Regions from separate parts of the Homo sapiens genome. Here regions 1, 2 and 4 are each linked to region 3. A link is a contact called in ENCODE POLR2A ChIA-PET data. All regions are on one chromosome and are shown on one strand. Each heading gives the region's core, a stretch centred on a gene start or an enhancer-like site at or near the end of the contact. The rest is flanking DNA. Distances are from core to core; before and after follow the strand shown.

What was found. ChIA-PET counts read pairs that join two places held with the same protein, here RNA polymerase II (POLR2A).
Region 1: POLR2A ChIA-PET joins it to region 3 with 12 read pairs in CD4-positive, alpha-beta T cell. The contact joins the promoter of TDRD3 here to the promoter of RAP2A in region 3. POLR2A ChIA-PET finds 5 or more read pairs at or near these places in 2 of 52 experiments (CD4-positive, alpha-beta T cell and activated B cell).
Region 2: POLR2A ChIA-PET joins it to region 3 with 11 read pairs in CD4-positive, alpha-beta T cell. The contact joins the promoter of EXOSC8 here to the promoter of RAP2A in region 3. POLR2A ChIA-PET finds 5 or more read pairs at or near these places in 2 of 52 experiments (CD4-positive, alpha-beta T cell and naive thymus-derived CD8-positive, alpha-beta T cell).
Region 4: POLR2A ChIA-PET joins it to region 3 with 10 read pairs in CD4-positive, alpha-beta T cell. The contact joins the promoter of CLN5 here to the promoter of RAP2A in region 3. POLR2A ChIA-PET finds 5 or more read pairs at or near these places in 3 of 52 experiments (CD4-positive, alpha-beta T cell, OCI-LY7 and naive thymus-derived CD8-positive, alpha-beta T cell).

Annotation. Positions count from the first base shown.
Region 1 is chr13:60,395,807-60,398,649 of GRCh38, reverse strand. It overlaps TDRD3 (tudor domain containing 3), which reads right to left and starts at 1,430. Exons shown (of 14, transcript NM_001146070.2): 1 at 1,245-1,430. The coding sequence starts at 1,285. RefSeq lists enhancers at 579-628, 1,509-1,708, 1,558-2,070, 1,779-2,108, 2,439-2,508 and a silencer at 799-1,368.
Region 2 is chr13:36,999,281-37,002,181 of GRCh38, reverse strand. EXOSC8 (exosome component 8) reads right to left here and starts at 1,396. Exons shown (of 11, transcript NM_181503.3): 1 at 1,360-1,396. The coding sequence starts at 1,376. It overlaps ALG5 (ALG5 dolichyl-phosphate beta-glucosyltransferase), which reads left to right and starts at 2,842. Exons shown (of 10, transcript NM_013338.5): 1 at 2,842-2,901. The coding sequence starts at 2,882. RefSeq lists enhancers at 827-886, 1,107-1,366, 1,567-1,656, 2,117-2,166 and a silencer at 2,627-2,901.
Region 3 is chr13:97,432,776-97,435,536 of GRCh38, reverse strand. It overlaps RAP2A (RAP2A, member of RAS oncogene family), which reads right to left and starts at 1,368. Exons shown (of 2, transcript NM_021033.7): 1 at 753-1,368. The coding sequence starts at 1,066. RefSeq lists silencers at 1,192-1,251, 1,272-1,631 and enhancers at 1,782-1,831, 1,852-1,981, 1,253-2,184, 2,132-2,271.
Region 4 is chr13:76,990,758-76,993,629 of GRCh38, reverse strand. It overlaps CLN5 (CLN5 lysosomal BMP synthase), which reads right to left and starts at 1,549. Exons shown (of 4, transcript NM_006493.4): 1 at 1,359-1,549. The coding sequence starts at 1,531. RefSeq lists an enhancer at 45-1,244 and silencers at 1,266-1,505, 1,966-2,035, 2,126-2,215.

The DNA of each region.
Region 1 (2,843 bases), core at 181-2,680, about 37 Mb after region 3:
TTGCCTCAGTCTCCTCACCTGTAAAATGGGGTGTATAATAACACAAGTGCCTTTAAAATCAGGAGGGGCTTCTTCAAAGCACAGTTGTGATTATATCCCTCTACTGATCAAAAACTTTATTCACAAAATCAAATCCACATCTTTCACGAACCATATAGATCTTGTGTAGGTTCTGCAAAACAATAAGCGCTTCCCTGTGTCATCTCCAGCAGCTCTGTGCTAGAAAGCCTTTTCCTTACCATCTTTCCAAGTCCACTTTAGGAAAGTAACTCTCCCTCCCATTCCACAGTGCACTCATCTGTTCCTCTGTACGTACGGTTTATCACTATTCCCCCTGGTTTTGTTTGGTCTTTTAATGCCTCACTCTTTCTCCTAAAGCAGTAATTGCAGAGAGCCGTTGCAAATCTTTTTCATCCCCGTTCCTACCCTTCATCCCAGAATGTGCCTGTGCAAGCCTGGGAAAAGCGTTACTGAATTAAACGGGATGATTACAACCGTAATGGCCGCAATTCCAGAAACTGCCTAATTTCGCATAATTTTGTATTGTTTTCAAATCCTGAAAATCTTGACACGAAAGGCCTCTTAAAATCAGAACACCATCCTTTCAAGAAAAGTTCTACCGAGCACCCCCACGAGTTGACATTGCGGTCATTCTTAGCTCCAGAAGTTGTGTGTGTGCCGCGGAAGGCAGATTCACACTGGTCCACACTGTACTTTGAAATAAGGGGTAAGAAGAGGCGGCTCCGGCCGCAGCGCGGGCTGTGCTCTGCTCTGCCCTCAACTTCCTATGGGCCCGCGGGCTCCGGCCGCGTTCGTCCCTCTCCGCCGCACTTCGTTCCCAGCCCTCGCCTCCCGATCCCGCTGCAGAAACACCCCCTCCCCGGAGAAGCCGCGCGGACGGCGCTGCAGGTCCTCCCCGGCGCTCCGGTCGGCCGGGGTCTGGGCCGCCACCCGCCCGGCTCGCGGCCCCCGGCCTCTCCCCAGGCCCGCCGCCCGCCGCCCGGGGCCCAGGCCCGCCGCCCGGGGCCCAGGCCGCCGCCGCCGCCGCCTCCAGGGGACCTAGGGGAACTCGCAGGGCTCCGCGTGGCGCCGGGGGCGGAGCCGGCCCGAAGGGCCCGGGGAGAGGCCGGGGGCGGACGACAGCCTCCGCCTACCCCGACACGCACCCCGCCGCCCCCAACCCAACCTCCCTGGGGCCCCGGCCCGCACCCGCGGCCCGGCAGCCGGCGGGACTCGCCACTTACCAACCCGCCTGGGACAACGCCGCGCCGGCCACCTGGGCCATGGTAGCTGCTTAGGCCGGGGGTGGTGGGGGGCTGGGGTGGGGGTGATGGGGAGGCCTCCTACTTGAGACCCCCCCCCTTAAAAAAAAAAAAAGAAAAGAAAAGAAAAAACTCCTCTGGTCGGCTCTGCAACTGGGCATGCTCAGTGCGGCCGGCGCTTCCGCGTGCGGGTTCCGCTCGCCGCGTTTTCTGAGCGGCCGTAGGGGCCGGCCTGGTGTGGGGCTCCCAGGCTGCGGAGCTCCGGGACCTGATCCACCAAACACCGGCTGGTGGCTGGAGTCAGGACGGTTCAGGGACTTTGCCTCTTCCCCGAAGGCTTTTACTTGTTTTGGGGGGCGCTTTTCTGAGTTGCACACCTTGGAAAGTCGCGAGGAGGTTCTTCGTAGAGCAAAAGTGTGGCGTTTGCAGCGCCCACAGGCGGCCACCTCAGAGAGGGCAGGATAAGGCCTGAGGAGACTGACGGGTTGGCTGCGAGGGAACGCGTCCAGGACCGCGCTAAAAAGGTCACGTTGCGGGCAGCAAAACTCAGAGGTGTCCCCAGCCCATTCTGCACAAAAGTTTACTTTCTTATAAACACTCGTTCCCTTCACCTCGCCTTTTGGTCCGCCCGGACGCAAAGAAAAAATGCAGCTCAAGCTTTTTTGAGTCCCCGCGGGCAGATCGAGTTGCCCCAGTCGGACACCACAGTGAAAATGCCCTGGTCAGCCCAAGAAAACCTGCTTTTAGGGGACATGGGGAAATGGGGCAGTTGTGTCAGTGCTTGTTTTTCCTGTTGCCCTCCCCCTGGGACCATCCGTGTCCTAGCGCGGCCCTGCCACCTTGGCTCTGTACTGCCAGATCTGGCAACCACAGCCGCTTCCCCGCCGATGCCCTTCGCCCGCGCTGTAGAGGGCTGGGGCGCAGGGTGGGTCCCTGAGTGGGCATGCGCGCCGCCGTCGCCCAGCGGCACGGCGGACGCTACCGCGCGATTGGGCGTCCGTGACTCACGCTGGCCAATCAGAGAGGAACAGGCGGAAGGGTACGCGGGCCCAAGAGGCGCTCCCTAAAAGTTTGCTCCACCTTCTTGGTCTTTCACCTCTGCGGCGTCCCGTATTGCGGGGAAAAAGGCTTCTAAGGGGCAGCGTCCCCATCTGCCAGGTCAGGGGAAGAAGACTGTTAGGAACTTAATCCCTATCTCCGCCGCTTGCCGCTGCCCCTGCTTCTAAGGGCATCATCAAAAACAGACTTGGAGCAGAGACTGCGGAACTGGGCAGAGGCGCTCTTGGGATTGGGGAGGAAATTGGCAGTTACGGAAGGAAGGGGATAATTGCCCTGGGTGGAGCTAAAATTCCTTAATACAGATTTTTCTCATTTCAGCTGGGGTATTCCGTTTGGTCTTCCCAAAAGTCATAGTTATAAAATCGCGATGCTTTCGTTAGATGGAATGCTATTGAGATTTGCTCCCAAGTATATTGTTTAGATAATTTTAGATCACAAGTAGCTCCATCCTGTTCGCTGCAATGTGCAGTAGTATGCAGTGTTTAAGTCATACGTATGCTACAGGTATATTTCAATTTATAG
Region 2 (2,901 bases), core at 147-2,646, about 60 Mb after region 3:
GCATAAATCTCCACAACTTTTTAACTAAAAGTAATTCTAGAAAGTAAAAATCCTTGTAGTAGCAATCACATTCAATTGCTGTCCTTAACTCTGCCATAAACGATTAGAAGATTGGCGTCTAAAAGCCCTTTGAGTGAGCTCTTTAAAAGCTCAATCTGTGTCAAAAGAATCATGTCGTTCTTGCTCTGAAACAAGGATTCAGAGTGATCTAGTGATCATGAAAAAAGATTATTTTAATAATCTAGTGATCATGAATAGTTAACCTCTTACTAGATAACTCAGGAAACAAAAAGGTACATCTTTATTTTCACTGTAAGTGAAATTTAGCATATTCTTCAATTATGACTGTAAGCAATAAGCCATAGTAACATTAGCAGTACCTGCAACTTTAACAACCACGGAGACCACAGATGTTTTCGTTTGCACCCTTTAGCTGTGTAAGGTATGTTCAGGCTCACCGTTACTTTGAAATCCCAGGAGTTACTACTAGTCTCGCCACTAGATCTTGTTTACGAAGGTTAATTTTAAACCAAGTATATATACTACTATATCGTGTCTTCGGAGTTTATACTCATAGATAACTATTTCAACATAATGGATTTCCTTTGGAATCCTATTTATTTTATCCATTTTTTAAAAACTTTAAGAAAGTCCACTGGCTTCACACACACAAAAACCTTCCAAACGAGGCATGATCCTTTTAGAAATAAATTACGGGAGAGGGAGAAGCAGGCGGTATGTGGTTCTGATGCAACAATCTTGATTGATTGATTCTGACAGAGTCTCACTCTGTCGCCCAGGCTGGAGTGCAGTGGCGCGATCTCGGCTCACTACAACCTCTGCCTCCCGGGTTCAAGCGATTCTCCTGCCTCAGCCTCCTGAGTAGCTGGGACTACAGGCGCCCGCCACCACGCCCGGCTAATTTTTATATTTTTATTAGAGACAGTGTTTCACCATGTACACCAGGCTGGTCTCGAACTCCTGACGTCAGGTGATCCGCCCGCCTCGTCCTCCAAAGTGCTGGGATTACAGGCGTGAACCGCCGCGCCCGGCCACAATCTTTAAAAGATTACAACTATGTCTCCTGGGACTGCACGTTCACTACACACCACGCTCACGAGCGCTCGCAGCGGGTATGGAACTCTACAGAGTCCTTTCATCTCCCGTCTCACTGAGGAAGAAGCCCTTTCTTTTCACTGTGACAACCTCCAGGTCCTCCCGCCCATCGTCTGCCTCGACGAGGAAGGAAATGGCACCCCAACGGGGTCGGCCTCCAGGTGAGAGAATCCCAGCTAAGAGTTAAAGGAAGCTGCCGTCCGCCAGGGTACAGAACTCTACCCGCCACCCGCCAACACTCACTTGAACCCAGCCGCCATCTTCCCGCCCGCGCGTCTGCGCCTGCGCCGCTCCTCTCCTGCGCGCCTGTTCCGCCGCCGCACTTTCGACACGGATGCCGGGGCCGCTCACGCCACGGGAAATGCCAAGGTGGGGACGCGACGAAAGGTCCCTGGCCCGCCCTCGCATCGACTTTCCCCTGCCCAGACGCCTTTCTAGGTTTCCTTGCCTTGGACGTATTTTGACGAATCTGCTGTTAAAGAAGGAGCGGGTCTCCCTCTTTATAAAAGAGCTGGTGCTGTGACTCAGAATAACACCAACAGTTCGGAGATAACAGGGTTTCTAGCGCAGAATCAAGCAGTGCGTGTGGAGCGTTATTCCAATGTTTCTGCGTCTTTTTTCTGCCTGTGACTTAGGCTCAGCCCTGGCCTTGCCTCTTCACTGGTCAAGGGCTCCGTGCTCCAACACATGAGAAACCTGAACTTTTTTTTTTTTTTTTTTTGAGACAGAGTCTCGCTCTGTCGTCCAGGCTGGAGTGCAGTGGCGCGATCTCGGCTCACTGCAAGCTCCGCCTCCCGGGTTCACGCCATTCTCCTGCCTCAGCCTCCCGAGTAGCTGGAACTACAGACGCCCGCCACCGCGCCCCGCTAATTTTTTGTATTTTTAGTACAGACGGGGTTTCACCGTGTTAGCCAGGATGGTCTCGATCTCCTGACCTTGTGATCCGCCCGCCTCGTCCTCCCAAAGTGCTGGGATTACAGGCGTGAGCCACGGCGCTCGGCCGAGAAACCTGAACTTTCTGTGCGCTCATTGTCCGCACCACGTTCTGCTCTGCAGGTCCCGGAGCTGAGGGCTCCTAAGCATCACCTTGTGTTGTAGACTGTGTCGTGCTCAAGGCTGCCATCTCCCTCCTAGGTGGGGTTACCAGATAAAATACAGGATACCACGTTAAATTTGAATGTCTGATAAACACAGCGTGGTTTTTTTGTTTTTTGTTTTTGTTTTTTTGTGGGTTTTTTTTTTTTTAAAGCATGAGTATGCCCCAAATAGAGCATGCAATTAGTTGTTGCCAGAACCTGGAGGGAGCTGGGAAGGCTTTACAGATAGATAGTGGTGATGGTTGCACAGTATGTATGTAATTAATGCCACTCACTATTGTAAACTTAAAATGATTAAAATGGCAACTTTTTATTTTACCACAGTTTATAAAAACTAATGTAATAAACCAGAAACCTGTAACTGGATGAGTCGTATGGTATGTGGCTATCTTAATAAGGCTGTTAAAAACATGATTAGTTTTTTAATCTGAAATTCAAATTAAGTAGACGTCTTGCATACTTGATAAACCTGGCGCCCCGCTGTGGAACCTAGCGCTCCTCTCCACCGACTGGGCGCCGAGGGCACGAGAGCGGCGTTTTCTCCGCCTCGCCACGCGGGGGCGCTGCGGCCAGCGGGCGCGACCTCTCTGGCGGCGGGGCCGGGTCGCGCGGGCGCGCTTCCGCCTGTGTGGAGGTGCGGGATTGGGCGGGCTGCCACGGCATGGAGAATGGCTCCGCTTCTGTTGCA
Region 3 (2,761 bases), core at 119-2,618:
AGAAGCTTCTGTTTTGTTTCCAGGAACTGGTGGTGGTGGTGTGGTGGTGTTTTTTTTTTTTTTTTTTTTTTGGAAGGGGTTAAGGCGGCTATATTAAAAACAAAAAAACAAAAACAAACAGTTAAGCTGCATTCTTTTCCTGTGAATGGCTTATTTGTACTCCTCTGTTAATATTCTCGAAACCCCATTTAGCTTATGATGTCTTCAAATAATTTAATAATCTGTCTTTAAAGTTTTGCACTAAATTAGAGACTTAATTTTTGTAAAACGCCTTGGAACCATAAACCTTTAACGAGATGAGAAAGGTCTCCTTCCTCTGGACTTGACTTTACTGTATAGGTGTGTGAGCGATTTTTACTGTCAAACATTGCCAAGGCAGATTGTTGTTGTTCAGTCTGCAAATGTCTCGACTATACCTGCACAGTTCCTCTCTTCCCAAGACAAATCTATCCACCCCTTTCCCCCCTGCAAGTTTTAAACTTTGTTTCCTTGGGGGCTCTGTAACAAGCAATGCTAACAACGTCCAAGAGACAAAGAGCTGTTCTGTGGGCTAACACGATGCCAAATTTTAGTTGTGAAACAAAGCACTCAAATTTGAGATTGAGGAGGAGGAGCAGAATGACAATAGTAAAGCCTCCAGCTTGGAGCCACCCCCCAGAAAGCCCCTTCCCCGGAGCCCCGCGCGGGGAGTTCCAGCCCCGGGACGGTGACTCCGGGGTGCAGCCGCCAAGCCCCCGTGTGCCCTCGCTCACCGCTTCACGCGGATGATCTGGTCCCGCATGGGCTTGATGTCCTGGAAGCTCTGCTGGTTGACGAGGCTGTAGACGAGGATGAAGCCCTGGCCGTTCTTGATGTACAGGTCCCGCATGGACGCGAACTGCTCGGTGCCCGCCGTGTCCAGGATCTCCAGCACCGACGGCGACGAATCCACCTCGATCTCCTTGCGGTAGAAGTCCTCGATGGTGGGGTCGTATTTCTCGATGAAGGTGCCGGTCACGAACTGCACGGTCAGGGCGGATTTGCCTACCCCGCCCGAGCCCAGCACCACCACTTTGTACTCGCGCATCGTCCCTCCGCGGCCGCCGCCGCCGCCGCCGCCCGCGACATAGACCTACGCCGGCCGCGCTGCGCCCCCAGCCCCGGCCCCGGCGGCCCGCCCCGCCGCCTCCCGCTGCCGCCCCCACCTCACAGCCGCGGCGGCCCCCTGGGCGCCGGCGGCGGCGGCGGCAACTGAGGGAGCAGCGGCCCTGGGCATGGGCCGGGCCGAGCCGGGCGGCGATGCGGCCCCGTAGGCACCGGGTGGGACTGAGGGCGAGCAGAGAGAGAGACCGGGAGCCGCTGGTGCCGCCCGAGCCGCGGGCCCGCAGTGCCGCCCGCCCCGCCCCTCGCGCCTCCACGCCCAGATCCCCGCCCGCCGCCGCCGCCGCCGCCGCCGCTACCCCCAGCGCTCGAGCGCGCGCCCGAGCCCCAGCCGCAGCGCGGCCAGGGGCGGGGTCCGGCGGCCGGGGCGGAGCCCGCGGCGCAGCCCCGCCCCCGCCCCCTAGGCGACGGGCCGCGAGCGCTCCCGAGAGGCTTTGCGGGGCTCGGAAGCTTCTGCCCGCGCGGAGATAAACAAGCACCGCGACCGCCGAGCAGCGCCGAACCCAGCGCGCCCAGTCAGACCCCAGGGCCTGTGTACCGAGCATGCGCAGTTCCCGCCCAAGCCAGGAGCAGCGTCAACCTGAGACTCCCGAGACATTAAGAATTCGGAAGGGATGAGATGGTAGAGGGGCTAGAGCTACCTCCAAGCTTTATCCTGAGGCGGGGAGTGAAGGAGAGATGCCCAAGGCCCAAGAGGGGCCGCGAGGGCCTTTGTCCGATGCCACCCAGTCTGTCAGCACTCCTAGAGCTTTGGTTTTATCTTGTATTAGCATGTGAAGCTTTAAGGGGGGGGCACCTACAGGCTTCTGACTGAAGTTGTGTAAACGCAACAAAATGAAGCTTTGGAGCGTTAGGACATTGATGGGAGGGTGACGCCCCCCTCTAGCAGCGCGCCAGAGGGGCGAGTCAGAGGCGGCCACACACCACGGAAGTCGGGTCCAAGCCCGCTGACGTCGCCGGGGTCCCGCCCACCAACCCTCTGGACCCGCCCACATTTCTTCTAGACCCGCCCCTTTCGGTGCCGAACTGAAGTCGAGCTCTTCCCACGCCCTGTCAGCCACGGGTGAGTTGAAAACCTGGAGAGCGGAATCCCGAACGGCAGCCGGAAGGCCCTGGACTCCTCATAGCAACAGCCAGCTAGGGGCATCTAGTGGGAAGCTGGGATTCATTCTAGCCAACCACATCACGTCTCTGTACCACAAGGTACCATTCACGACCAATAAGAGAGCGCCCCCATACCACGTGCCTTTACTCCTTCAACCAATCGAGAAAAACGCTAGTCGTAGGATCCGCAAGCCCACCTCCCAGTGCCTTGCCAGGCGGGGCTCTTCGCGCACGCTCTGCCAACCAATCGTAGGTGAGCTGGCGAGTGACGGAAGCTTCGGCCAAGCCAACCAGAGCTCGCGAGCCCCTTGCCACCGAGGCCGGCGGGATGGAGACAGGGACCGGCTGCTGGGGTTTGGGAGGGGCAGAGATTGAGGAGCCAGTTGCTGTGCCCTGTTCTGGCAAAAGAACAAGATGCGTTGCAAGCCAGAATGATGAATTCCACTTTTCACGTCGCCTCCGTGGCATTCTGCCTAAATGATGGGCATGGAAATGGTGCTGAGGGATGTGGGCTGAA
Region 4 (2,872 bases), core at 300-2,799, about 20 Mb after region 3:
GAACTTAATAAACTTAAATATTATATTCAATTGAGGGAATTAGATGGGAGCACGTACTTAATATCTGAGACTTAAAAAAAAAATCCACTAAAAAGCCATAGTCAACACCTTGCCCTAATGTTAAATCAAATCGTTTGGATTTACAATTCTTGTTCTATTGAGTAATTTTGACTTCTTACAAACATTTTATTATTAACATTTTCCAGAAAACTAGCTTCAACCACAAACTTCTCTTTCCACGTAGTATATCACACAAAACAAAAAAGTGTTGTAAACATTTCAGTGAGCAGAATACACTATCTAGGTTTGACAACAGCTGGCATTTTACTAGATTTAATCCTTCCAGCAAACCTATGAGGTACGTGCTACCACTATTCCTATTTTTTGACTCAGGGCATGTGGGCACAGAGATTCTGAGTAACTTTCCCAAGATCCCTGGTGATGACAGAGCCAGATTTGACCCGCAGCAGGCAGAACTCCTTCCCACTCATACTGTCATACAAAATAGCTGTTTTTTTCAGGTTTGTTGTGTGCAGTTTTAGCTGTTGATTACTTATGCTAGTAAGTTAAAATTATGTCCAATGATGCTTTTGGTTTAAAGAAAAATAGCTGTTTTCAAAAACTGCTGGTCTTTCTCCTGCCTGATGTTGACACCATGTTTTCTTTCTCTGTGTTTAGCTATCTCTGACCGCCGGAGGCTGTGTCTTCTCTGTCAAAGGCTGGAATCGACCTCCCAGGTGTGCGGGCTCTGTCCCCGACTTAGGACCGGCGTCCTACCTCCAGGCTGAAGACTGGACAAAAGCGGTGACAATCTTCCCGGTCTAACCAGGACTGCAGGAGACGGGGATTCCCGGGATGCGCGACTTTTGAGGGCAAAACTGGGAAGTCCCAATAAGGACTTCGGATCAGGTTCTGATCAGGTTCAAACCAGAGCGAGTTGGTCGCCCAGTAAATTGTACCAAATGTTCCGCGGTAATAACTAACGACAGTGCATGATATAAATAAATGCGATAGACAGTGTTTTTAAACTACTCAAGAAATCAGCTACTTGTACCCAGAAGTCCCTCCATTAAATAACATTACTCTCCTTTTCTTCTTCCACGATTCAGGACTGTCCTGAGTCTGCCGCAAGTGACCAGAGGGGACGAAAGGTCCCAGGGCTGCACGTAACGAGCGGCTGCGACTCCCCAGTCCTCAACTTTGCTCTCAAGTGCGCTCCGAGCGTCACCCGGCGCTGTCCCCGCACCATCTCGTGACCCGACACAAACCACGGTGAGCAGGGGTCCCCGCCCCAGCACCCCATCCCCCATCGTCAACGCCGACCCCAACCCCGACAGTGCGCGCGCCGCCGCACTCACTTGTAGGGCACCGGCCAGTGGCGCCGGGAGGGGATGCCCGAGACCCGGGACCAGCCCGGAACCACCGCGAGCCAAAGCAGCGCCAGGGCCCAGCACCAGGAAGCGCGTCCCCGAGCCGCGCCCGCGCCCCGCCGCATCTCGGCGCCCTGTGCCGTGTCTACCTCCTGCGCCATCAGGCTGCACCCAGTACTTCCGGAGCCTCTCGAGGCCTGCGACGCCGGTGGGAGGAGCATGCGCGGAGCCGCCAGTCCGGGACGCGGGGCGCCTTGCCCCTGCGCGTCAGCTCCAGAGCTTGGCCCCAAGCGCAGGTTCCGGCGCATGACACCTCCCCGCGCCCGGCCCGCGGCGGCTTCCACACTTTGCAGTCCAGGAAGGTGCTTTGGTCTGGCTCCCAGGAGAATTCGATCCAGACCTGGGGCGTCATCTTTTATGAATTGACCTGTCCTTGCCCAAAAGCCACCACCAAAACCAAAAATCTGTCACCGGGGCTCCTCCCAACACCGAACTTTTACCCCATCCCACAGGGCCCACGCTAGGTGTCAACAAACGTTGAGTGAACGAGAATGTGTATTTGGAGCTGAGGGTGCAGGGCTGGGGGTGCAGTGAGGAAGAAGGGACAATAGTGCGGAAATGGCTCGTCGTCACCCGACCTGGGCCAGTCATAACAGTGGTTAACACTGACAATATGTGGTCCCTGCCACTCCCCAAGTGCTTAGTGGGGAAATGACTCGTCCTCACTCGACCTGGGCCAGTGATAACAGTGGTTAACACCGACAATATGTGGTCCCTGCCACTACCCGAGTGCTGCCGAATCTACCCCCTCCCCTACCGCTCCCCTCACAGGCAGGTGTTCCTTGCTTGGATCTGTCACTTCACTGGAAAGAAGTTTCTGCATCACCTTCTCTTCTTTGACTCTTCAACTAGGTCAAGAAAACAATGGCATCAATTACCCGGCTTTTGAGGAGCCTCTTGTGGCATGCTTTGCTGTTAGGCACAAATACTGACTTAAGTCTATACGTAGTACATTCAGGGCCTTGCCATAGTCACTTGTTTTTACCAGACAGCAGTTTTGCAGGGCCTTAGACCGGGACTTTCCAATTCCTTCACTTCACCCACAACTCGTGTGAAGCATCATAATGTTTGTAAGCCTATGGGAATAAGCAAGGTGGCTTCGGTAGCCGGAGATGACCACCACAATCCATTGGAGGATATGTAGCTTGTGGGGGTGTCACTGACTTCCTTGGGCCCTCCAGGTCTCTTGATTACATATGGGACTCAGTACCCTGCCCCAAACACACACTCCTTTGCCCACTTGCTGCTCCAGGTTTGGGGGTTTTGCGGAGGTTCAGGCTGGGCTGCATTTTACCATACGTTTGTCTAAGCGTTTTGATAGCTACCTAGCTCTCCTCCGTATACTATGGCCAAATTCAAAATTACCAAGGCTAAACTGGCTTCTTCAAAGACCTGCCCAAGATAAGAGGGGGAAGCATTCTAGCCCTGAGAGCTGAAATGTA